2 separate regions of the Homo sapiens genome follow, and region 1 is linked to region 2. A link is an interaction called in ENCODE POLR2A ChIA-PET data of the cell type or tissue named here. Cell type or tissue: MCF 10A. All regions are shown on one strand. Links, peaks and the distances in the headings refer to the core of each region. The heading gives the core; the rest is flanking DNA. Region 1 overlaps SKAP2 (src kinase associated phosphoprotein 2). Region 2 holds the start of HOXA10 (homeobox A10).

Evidence for each region. Peaks named below come from ENCODE experiments on the same cell type or tissue, not always from the same donor. Only the 100,000 strongest peaks of a DNase experiment are listed, where the experiment ranks them.
Region 1: POLR2A ChIA-PET joins it to region 2 with 15 read pairs; 6 of 35 experiments call an interaction of 5 or more read pairs at or near these places.

The regions. Positions count from the first base shown.
Region 1 is chr7:26,851,855-26,857,232 of GRCh38, forward strand. It overlaps SKAP2 (src kinase associated phosphoprotein 2), which reads right to left. Exons shown (of 13, transcript NM_003930.5): 2 at 2,931-3,036; 3 at 2,283-2,308. The region is part of intron 2 of LOC124901606 (a long non-coding RNA gene); the gene reads left to right. Among named protein-coding and RNA genes, the nearest start is that of SKAP2, 10 kb to the right of the region's middle. In MCF 10A, for the core only: a CTCF peak has its summit at 2,106 (motif pointing right); DNase peaks (open chromatin) are centred at 2,127 and 4,867.
Region 2 is chr7:27,169,579-27,174,956 of GRCh38, forward strand. All of the region lies in intron 1 of HOXA10-HOXA9 (HOXA10-HOXA9 readthrough), which reads right to left. It overlaps HOXA10 (homeobox A10), which reads right to left and starts at 4,742. Exons shown (of 2, transcript NM_018951.4): 1 at 3,771-4,742; 2 at 1,027-2,595. The coding sequence starts at 4,728. The coding sequence ends at 2,321. HOXA10-AS (HOXA10 antisense RNA) reads left to right here. Exons shown (of 3, transcript NR_046609.1): 2 at 1-186; 3 at 1,730-2,337. RefSeq lists enhancers at 1-187, 1,942-2,441, 4,150-4,796, 4,797-5,378. In MCF 10A, for the core only: no CTCF peak of the experiment used is centred there; DNase peaks (open chromatin) are centred at 2,383, 2,993 and 3,493.

The sequences.
Region 1 (5,378 bases), core at 228-5,227, 320 kb before region 2:
AGAAATTAATAACCGACTTATTAGATATGAATAAATCTGAATTAACTCTTTTTATTTAAGAACTCTCTACCTGGTCCTTTTTACCCCCCCAATAGTGACATCAAAATGATACTTAACTGTCATTTAAAATACATATATGCATATATGTAAATAAAATAAGGGTGTAAAGGTAGAAAGGAGGAAAAAGGTTATGTTCACAATGTGACCCTACATTGACTAGAGAGAGAGACAAGAGGGAAGAGAAAGGACGGGAAAGCAGCCAAAAGGACTTCTGCCCAGACCTTCTTGGATAAAGATAATCCAAAACCTCAAAGGGAAAATGTAAGGTGGAGAAAAGGCAGCACCACCAAAACGTACTTAGAATTGAATTTACTCAATGTAGAGACCTGAAAATAAATTCCTATTTTTAAAAAAGATGTACTATATATTGAATAATTACTTTGCAACTATTAGGTCTGTACCCTTTACTATGCCTAACAAAGTACAGGAATAGTCTTTTTAGAACAAAGCTGAATATACTTTGAGTACACAATGGCATAAAAGTACTCAGCTCATATTTCTCCAAGGTATACATCTAATTCATCTACAGGCTTACTTCTGAACAGGCACTCTTTGTGATTAGTTAACTCAATACAGCAGTATTGAACTACAAATGACTTATTCAGAGGAAAATGATTATGAGCAATCTCTAAATTCTATGCTATTTGAACTCCATTTTATGCTCATTTTTCAATTTCTATCAAATACCATATAAATTTCCATTCTCTTTAGAGACAAAGAATGTATCTCAGTAATGTAATTTTAATATCCACACACCTGAACGAATTCTAAAACAAAATACCAAAGGGAAAGCTTCCCAACTATTACTGATCCATATGCAATTACACAATTACTTCATATCATGCTTTTTTAGCTTAAAAATTTTAAATGTACAAATAATTAAGCCACAAAGCACAATGCAAGTTCGATAATCACTGGAAATAATATGCCTTTTAAGAGAGGCAGAATCTGATATCTAATATTCTTCCATAAAGTATACTACATAATAAAAGTTATCGTAATTAAAATGCATAAATTCATTTATACATTCGTCTAAACAAAATGTAGCATAATTAAACCCATAGTTTAGGATTTCTTGTAGAGCACAAAAAAAACTGGGTACTTACAGGGAATAGTTTCCTGCTCATTTCTTTATTTAAGTGTTAAAAATCTTAATATGAAAAAAAAATCTCTTCTCATTCCCTTCAATCATACCAATCTTGATGATCTAATGGGAAAATAAACTGTGACTTCCTTTTAATTGATTTTAGGTTTGTCTGGTTAAGTTCTTTGTTTATTGAAACTGTTACCACCTTCTCACTTACCAGTTGGCACAAATATGATTTACTCTGGGATCTGCTAGCTTCAGTTAGAAGATGCCATACTGTGTGTCTTCCTCAAACCCAGAACCTAGCTCCATGGAGGTTAACTAACCTCATATTGTAACCCTCACACCAGCATCCACAAGCTGTACATCATAACCTATGAATAAGTATCATGGAAGTAAGGGCCACACCCAGTTTCCCCTAAAGAATTGAATATATAAAGTAGTAGGAAGTTCCTATACCTTTCCTGATCTGGTTTTCAGTCTGCTAAGCAGCTGTCTCTCAAATCTAGAGGGAGACAATCAGGTTATCAGCATTCTCACATATTTCAAAAAAAAATGAAACTGAATTCCCTTCTTTAAAAAATGTCTATGGCCCCTATGTATTCATATCAAAATAACCACAAGGAAAATAAAAACTTTCACTTGAAAAAGATTTTATTGTTTGTTCTCAAACAAAAATTTACACTGTTTTCAAAATATCCTTCAAAAACATTACCTGTGAGCACTCAGCCACAGGACCTTCTCCCACCACCACTATAAAATAATCTCTGCAGTGTTAAATGGCAGTGGGTTAGTATCTCACCTCTGCTTCACCAAGTTATTCCACGTGTAATTGCACGTTTTTACCTTTCCTAACAAATTTCTGCCACAATGTACTCTAAGAAACACAAAACCTAAGAATGTTAAATGCCTAAGATTTCCGCATCAGAAGACTGTGCAGAGTAAATTCTGGATATACTTTTTAATTTTCTTCTCAGCAGGGGGAGCTAGCACTCTCATCTTGAAGGTCTAAGTACACATTACGGAAATCTAAATTTTAATTCCAACTATCAAATTTCAGTATGTGTTAGATTATCCTATTGAAAATTTCCACAGAGGAAAAAAATTTTCAAGTTTGCCAAACATGAAAACTTACCTTTGTCTTGAAATTCCTGAAGATAGCTACAAAACAAAGAACATATTTTTAAATGAGGTTGAAAAATCAAAACAAGGTCTAATCAGTAACAATAATTAAAATCCAAAATCTATATTAAAAATACACACCTAGATATACATTAGAAAAAAACTAATTCCTGTCCTGAAATGACAATTCCAAAATGCTTAAAAATTTTAAATAAAATAATTTTTAAGGATCTAAGTACAGTAGTAAAATGAGGATATATCTTTAATACTTATGACATGTAAATATATTACATTTATTCATTTAAAGTAGTAACAAAAGAATTCTCTTTCTTCAGTGTCAGGTATTTTCTGTATATTAAAGTCCTCAATCCACCTTTGTCTTATCATTTAAACCAAATATACCCTCAGATAATCAAAATAAACAGCTGAACTCTGCTAGAATGCTCAGAAAAATACATAATCAAGAAGGGTACTATGATAAGCATATCTGTGTTTAAAAACTATATAGTGGAAATATATTTTTTGCCCTTCAAAAATACTTAACATCAGTTAAACTGGAACATGAAAAATTTAACTCCATAATAATCGATTTCTTATTAAAATGTTAGTTACAAAACTGCTTCTATGTAAGAAATCAGTAAACAAAAGGTAAGTGACTTACATAGACTTTACATCTTTTATCTTCTTAATAAGGGATTCTCTCTTTTCCTTTGCTTTCTTGGATAAATTTTCTCCTTTCAGTATATCTGCTACAAATGTTTCAACATCTAAACCATGCAATATAAGAAACAGGATACAAATTATAAGAAATAAAGGTTTTGTGAAGATAAATAGGACAATGATTGTTTCTACATATAAGTGTTAATACCTGTACAATTTGTTATAGTTATTTATCATTCCAAAGCATAACAGTTGAAGTGTGTTTCAAATACTAAGTTGAACAAATCTGATCACCACTTAGCTAATAAAATTTGTAAGTTCTACTTATGCTTACCACAGCAAATACTATTTGGATGTTTGGCATCATTAAACAAGGAAGAAGCACACACCAAGTTTTAATAAACTATGGTGCCCCATAAAACAAATTCTTTATATGGAAGCAAGCACCAAGCTTTTAAGCATGTGTTAATATCATTTTCTAGTATTTTGTAAGTTCCTGTGTGAAAATGTCATTCATATTATTATGTCAATACAAGCTAATGTCTCTGGCAAGGGTCTGTTTTCCCTAGTATAATCAATTTTCAGGTATATCCAACATGTAATGCTTTAAAGGAAAAAGTAAATCCACTTTTCTAGCCAAGATTCCCAAATCAAGCCCTCCTTCTTCCTACCTACACACTCATTCTGACTACCCTCAAATAAAAAAGATAACCAGCTGTGTAGTTTTGTGAGCTCTTGCTTCTTGCCTTGGTATTACCACCTGAAATATTTCTTAAGGAAGAAGTACAAACATAAGTTCTTCCACTATATAAAAATATAGTCACCAAGAAACAAGATTTCTGTGGCTTCATGTAACATTCCCTCATAGCCTCTTTTTTTAATTTTAGTAAACTTCTAAATTACGGTGCTGTCTGGGTCTCTCTAGTGTAAAATTCCAACAAGTCCTTACAGGTTTAATTTTTATACTAGTTCCATTCTTATTATTCATGAAATACTGTGCAATTTTAATTTTATTTTCAGAATTTCACACCTCATTTTGAAATATCTAATATGGAGGATATCATTAAAGATGTTTAAGTAGGCATGGCTATAAATCATTGATTATTTCATATGGAAGGGATTTGTGTTTTACTTTCTTTTTCCTTAACTACTTTGTATAGCATCAAAACAATATTACGTATAAATAGTTCAAAGTAGTATAATAATCTAATAATCTTTCAACTGTACTTACAATTAACCATTTAAAACCTAGTATATGTGATAGAATGTTTGTAATTCTTGATTACAAAAGTATCTTGATCCAATGAGGAAAGCCAATTAAACTTTTATACATTCATAATAAATGTGTACAGGTAATTTTTCACTAAGTCAATATGACAAGTAAAATAATTAAGAATACTGTAATAATTTAAAAAAAATAGCTTATGGTTTGAAGTCTATTAACGACTAATGTGTTAAAAATTTAAGTATCAAAATGAAATGAAAGCAAATGTCACAGCTTCTCTTTCCTTGAGTTATATTAACAACTGATGTATTAAAAAATAAGTATCAAAATGAAATGAAAGCAAATGTCACAGCTTCCCTTTCCTTGAGTTATATTAACAACTAATGTGTTAAAAAAAAGTATGAAAATGAAATGAAAGCAAATGTCACAGCTTCTCTTTCTTTGAGTTATATTTTGATGTGGGGGACATAGAGACATAATCTAGTACCAGTGCAAATTAGACACAGACTTCTAAAGTGAATTCAAAATAACAAAACTTATGAAGAAGCATGTTGCTCTAAAAGCTTTAAATTTTGTGCCCAGAACAGCAAGCAACCTTTGGATATTTCGATATTAGCTGAAATGGAAAAGATCACTGGCTCCCCTGAGATCATTACAGTAACTTTTGCAAGAAAGTGGAATAAGGGAAGAAGCAACATCCCTACTGCTGATTCGTCTTCCAACCAGACTCAATAGGAAGAATCACTGGCCCAATGACTGGGGAATAGTCTGCTTAATGTTATTTTCACTCAATGTTTGCCTTTGATTTCCTCTTCCATGAGTATTTAATTGCCTATTTTATATTTTCATTATACAATCCAAGTTTAAACAAACAATCTATTTTCTATCACTGGAAGTAATAACAATGAATTGCCCCCAAGAGTTTTTTTCTTTAAAAGGTCATTTCAGTTTTATAAAAATTCAGAAAAAAAAAAAAAAGGCTGCAATAAACACTCTACATAGTGCCCTCTAACGCCCCCAAACATGTTTTTAAAATACTGATCCATGTTACTATTTTATGACAAAGTTTTTTTTGAAAGAGTGTGGGACTGTAGGAAGAATCGGTATTTTTCAAGGATGCCAGAAATTCAGAGATTGGGTATGGTCTTTTTTTTTTTTTTTTTAGAGTAGCCTTTTTTAATATACTTATTCCTAAGCTTTTCCCAGAAAAGGTTTAAAGCAACT
Region 2 (5,378 bases), core at 285-5,284:
GAAGGGCTGCCTCGCCCGCCGCCGCCGCCGCCTCCGCCGCTGCCGCCGCCGCCAAGGAGAGAACCCTGCCATCGCGCCTGGCCCGGCCCAGCCCAGCCCCTAGGCAACCTGCGCCCGCCAGTGCAACAGAGTGCCCCAGGCGGCCGCAAATGCGTCAAGGAAGGGGAAGCCACAGGCCCCAGTAAGGTATTCCTGGGAGGGAGAGGGAGGAAAAGAGAGGGAGGAAAGGCAGGGAGAGAGGAATAAAGGCGGGGAGCAGGCGAGACGAGAGCAGCTCCGAGAAGCAGTGTGCGCGCCGCTTTCCCAAATCTTGCAGCCCAGCGAGCCGGCGCCAAGAGGCGGTAGCCGTGGAAGGCTCGAAAGCGCCAGGGACGGTACAGATCCCGGCTCCCTGTCTGGCCCCGGCCTCCCGCCTCTCGCTCTCCCCCTCTCCCTCCTAGCTGCCCGCCCGCCGGGGCGCGCGCTCCTGCGCCCCCTCCCCTTAGCCCCCGCCCCCCCCACTCTGGCAAGCAGGAAACGCGTGGCCCTAAGGAGTGCCGCCAGGTGGGGGAGGCCGTACTGGGGGAGGGGGAGGCCCCCATGCAGTCCAGCCCGGGTCCACCTAACCGCTGCCTCCAGCGGCTAGAGATGCGCTGTGGGCCAGGCCTGCTCCCCGATTCAGATTGAGGGTCATCTGTGACCCAGACACCCGCAAAATAACCGGCCTCTGCAAGCCTCCCTGGGGCTCCCGAAAGAAATCCTGTTTGGCTTCCTCTGTCTATGTAGCTCCCCTCTCAACTGAAATCACTGGTCCAAGACAGCCACAATCCAGATATACTAGCAAGCCATAAAACTGAACAAAAGCCGACAAACCTTACGGCACCAGGGCTATAGGGCCCAGACAAATTACGACCGTCTAGGTAATATTTAAATAGATGCCTAAAGTAATTGCAGGGGCTCGGGTTAGTCCTCCTGTTGTAAAAGTGGTGAACGGGATAAAGTGGAAGGTGAAGATAAGAAGTCAAAAAAGAGGTAAAATTAAAAAGCTTCATTCCACAGCTTTTATTCTATAAGAACATAAACATCGTCTTTTTCCACGCACAGCAGCAATACAATATTAATTTATTCTGATTTAAGATTAGAAGTAAATAGAGCTAGAACTAACATTTATAATAACGATAGAATGCATTTGCTTAAAACAAGATTGGCAATTCTTCATAATAATAGACATTTATACAGATTTGTATTTATAGTTTTTTTCTTTTTCTGCATCTACAGGTTTGACCCTTTTATGCATGTAACTTCACAGTATAAAGGAAATCCAAACAATGTCTCCCTTCTCTAGTTTATTCCGCTTACCCCAGTCCTCCTAGGCTTCTGTGAATTTCAGAAAGCAAAAACAAACAAAAAAAAAACTTTTTGTTCAAGGCGATTTAAAAAAACAACTTCACAAGATAGGGAGAATTGTGGTGTGCTTGTCACATGTTACCAGTGGTAACAATTTTAATGACAAAAAAATCCACTAATTCCAAATGCATAAACAAAACTACATTATTTATCTACAGCCAGAAGGATATGGAAATTTAGAGGTAAATGAAACATTTTAGTCAGGCAATGTAAGACCTTACAGAAACTGGAAGAGAAGTCCCCTTCTCTTGGTAATTCTTTTTTTTTCTTTTTAAAGCTGGGATATCTTACAGAGGAAGGAAAAATTAACCTTTTTTACTTTCTTTCTCACTTTTTAAATCAGCCAAAGTCAAGCCCGTTTGCCAACCTGCATGTCCATGCCTGTAAGCCCTTCTCTTGGCCAAGGAAGAAAGGAAGAAAGAAAAAAGAAACCCAGGGGCCTGTATCCCCTGATTAAACACAGCACAGCACTCCAGGCAGACATGCCCGGTGGCGGCTCCTTTGCACCATTGACCTCAGGCCAGACACCTCAGCGCCAACAATGGGACCTCGGCCTTCCGGCTAGGTTTGCCCCAGGCTGGGCAGGAAACCAGCTCGGCCGAAGACAGGGGCCATTTCGAGCAGTGGGACCCCAAGACAGCAAACCCAGCCCAGTCAGGACTTGACACTTAGGACAATATCTATCTCTATAGAATTTTAGCATGATATGGCTTTTTCCCCCAGAAAACAACAAATAAACCAGCACCAAGCAAACACAAAGAAACAAAAAGTCAGAACAAACCAGCCCTGCACAGATGTAACGGCCCAGGAGATGGCGAGTGTGGGAGGGAGGAACAGGGCTCCAGCACAGGTGCGAGTTCCTGGGCAGAGCCTGAAGACAGAGGGAGGGGACCAGCGCTCGGGAAGTGAAAAAACCGCGTCGCCTGGAGATTCATCAGGAAAAATTAAAGTTGGCTGTGAGCTCCCGGATCCGGTTTTCTCGATTCATTTTCTTCAGTTTCATCCTGCGGTTCTGAAACCAGATTTTCACTTGTCTGTCCGTGAGGTGGACGCTGCGGCTAATCTCTAGGCGCCGCTCTCGAGTAAGGTACATATTGAACAGAAACTCCTTCTCCAGCTCCAGTGTCTGGTGCTTCGTGTAGGGGCAGCGCTTCTTCCGACCACTCTTTGCCGTGAGCCAGTTGGCTGCGTTTTCACCTTTGGAATTGCCTGGCATGTAAGAGAATAAAGAGGGGATGATTAAGTCGAGGCCACACGGGCTGCCCGCGGGGGTGAATTGCCTCCGTTTCTCCCATAAGAGAGATGTCCCAAGTCACAGAGAAGAGAGTCGTGCCCCCGTTTTTGGCTTGCTGAGAGCAAGCAGTTCCTCCAAAAGTCATGACAAAAATTGAGTGGGCCTTCAATCTACATGACCCTTCCAATTTACATTTCCCCCACTTTTCCAAACACCTGTTTTAGCGCTAAGCCGTAGATGCTTGCAGAAGGAAAGGCCTGGGAGGGCAGGCTGTACATCTTGAACTTAACGCTTTTCTTTGCCTCTTGCCATATGGCAGACAAGCATTTCCTGTAGCCCCCAGGCTAGGAGCGCGGGGTGCTTACTTGGAAGATGGGCCAGGCAGCTTGGCTGTCTCACCCCAGGGCCCTGATTGCCCAAGACTCGATAAGGGGAGAAAGAAGGGCATCATTGGTCCAATGGGGAAGGCAGGAAAAACCGATTCGGGGGTCAAGGGCCCTCCCTCAAGTTTCTCCAGGAGCCAGGGATAGATAGCTGGGCGATTCCGAGGTCCAGGGGAAGGGAAATGGCCCTTCTCTGGCTCTCAGCTCAGGGCCCCCCGCTTCCAGGCCGGATTTGCCTTTTCTTCTTCCCGCAACGAAGATTCCCGCCCCTCAGCAACTTTGAAAAAAGCATGGGGGATCGTAAACTCGAACTTCGCCGGTTAATGGGCTTATTTATTGGCGCTGGCGGCTGCTTATTTTGGATGCCTTACAAACATCCGCGCTATCTGCGGGCGAGCTACTTTCCCTCCCTCCCCCTCCCCCCGCGTGGGCCGCGCCGCGCAGGCTGGGCAGGGACCAGGGCTCTGGGTCCTCCCGGCCACAGGAAAGAGCGCACAGGAGGGGGCCTGCTCGCTGGTGTCCTCGTCCCTAGTCAGGGGGAGCTGAGGCCAGCGCCGAGGACGTCTTGCTGTGGGGCGCTAAGCCGGACATGAATTTTACTGCGTCCCCACGCCCAAATATTAAAAAGCAAGTTCACAAGGTCAGCCTGCCTGCAGCTTGGGCCAAGGCCGGCCGGCTGCTGCGCGGGCTCCTAGTTTTCTGATCCTTCTCCTCCTTGTGTCTGCCTGTCTGCCCGCCTGACTGCAGCCCTCTGCAGCCCTGCTTACCCAGGGAATCCTTCTCCGGCGAGGCTTTGCTGCTCTCGGAAGGGGCCGGGGAGAGCTCCTCCGCGGCCGAGGACGACGCGTGCGCCTCCTCGTCGCCCTGCGAGCCCCCGCCGCTGCCGCAAGCCAGCGTGGGGGGCGGCGGCGAATCGAGGGCTCGCTCCTTCCGGGCCGCATCGGCCGAGCCGGAGGCTAGCGCGGGCGGGAGATCGAAACCGCGCCCCGGGGGCTGCGCGGGGAACGGGCCAGCCCCGAGTTGCTGCGCGCCGCCGCCGCCGCTGCCATAGCCCTTGGCGGTGCCGTAGGCCTGAGAAAGGCGGAAGTAGCCAGGCACTGGCACCCCGCTGGAGGTGCCCAGGGCGCAGCCGTCGGGCGGCGGGCCCCGCGGGAAGGGAGCCAGTTCGGCGGCGGTGGCCGAGACTTTGGGGCATTTGTCCGCCGAGTCGTAGAGGCAGTAGGAGCTCTCTTCTTTGATGTTCTGCGCGAAAGAGCACGAGGTGGCCTGCGGCGCTGGCTGGGGTGGTTGCGGCGGGGGCGGCGGCTGCTGCTGGGGCGGCGGCGGCGGCCCGTCAGGCGGCTCCATCCGGCAAGACCGGGGCGCGTCTAGCCACAGGTCTATGGGCGAGGGCCCGTAGCCGTGCGCCCCGGGACCTAGACCCCCGCCACCGCCACCGCTGCCCGGCGACGCTGCCTCATTGCGCTTGCCGCCCAGCGTGGGGAAGAGCCCGCAGCTCTGCAGCCCGTAGGGCAGGTCGGCGGCGGGCGGCAGGTAGACCCCGCCGTGGGCGTAGTAACCGCCACCGCCGCCGCCCCCCGCGCCACCACCACCGCCGCCTGCCTCGCCTCTGCCCGAGCTGATGAGCGAGTCGACCAAAAAAGAGTTCGCGGCGGGGCTCTCCGAGCATGACATTGTTGTGGGATAATTTGGCGAAGGGAGCAGATAGCCCTTTCTGGCTGACATTTCTTGTGCAAAACATGCTGAATACGATTAGCAATCCCCCCGCACCGCGGCGGGCGCCCGCAGCCAATCCCGAGCCAGAGTTTCCGCGCGACCACTCCCAGTTTGGTTTCGTAGGCGCGGGGCCGCTCTCCGAGGGCGCCCTCAGAGCCCGCGATTGATATAAATATGTAATCTGTATTGATGGGCCAGGAGACGCACCCCGACACCTTGGCCCGAAGGCCGGGAGCTGTGGGGGCTGCCCCAACGTGGCTGGTGGGGGGCCTGGCCATTGGGCTCGCCCCGCCCCTACCCGGACGTGAGCCCCATACCGGGGTCCCTTAGAAGGGCCCTTGGGCCCCGCGCAGTTAACAAGTGGGGTGTTTATGGTGCGCGCCCAGTCTGCCTTGGGTGCTCACCATCCCTGTCGCAGAAGCTGCCACTAGTCCCCGGTGTACTCTAACCACTGAAGCGGCCGTGTCGGGGACTCACGCGCTTCCCATTCAGCTCTGGATCTGGAACTGGCCCCTTGTCTGAATTCTGCCTCCTCAAAAGTGGCGAACCTGGCCCTATGGCCGTCAGGATCCTCAGAGTGTCAGGAGCCCAGAGTGAACTAGAAGCTGACTTGCCTCTACTTCCAGTATCCACAGATTTTTCCCCAAAATGCAGTGGTT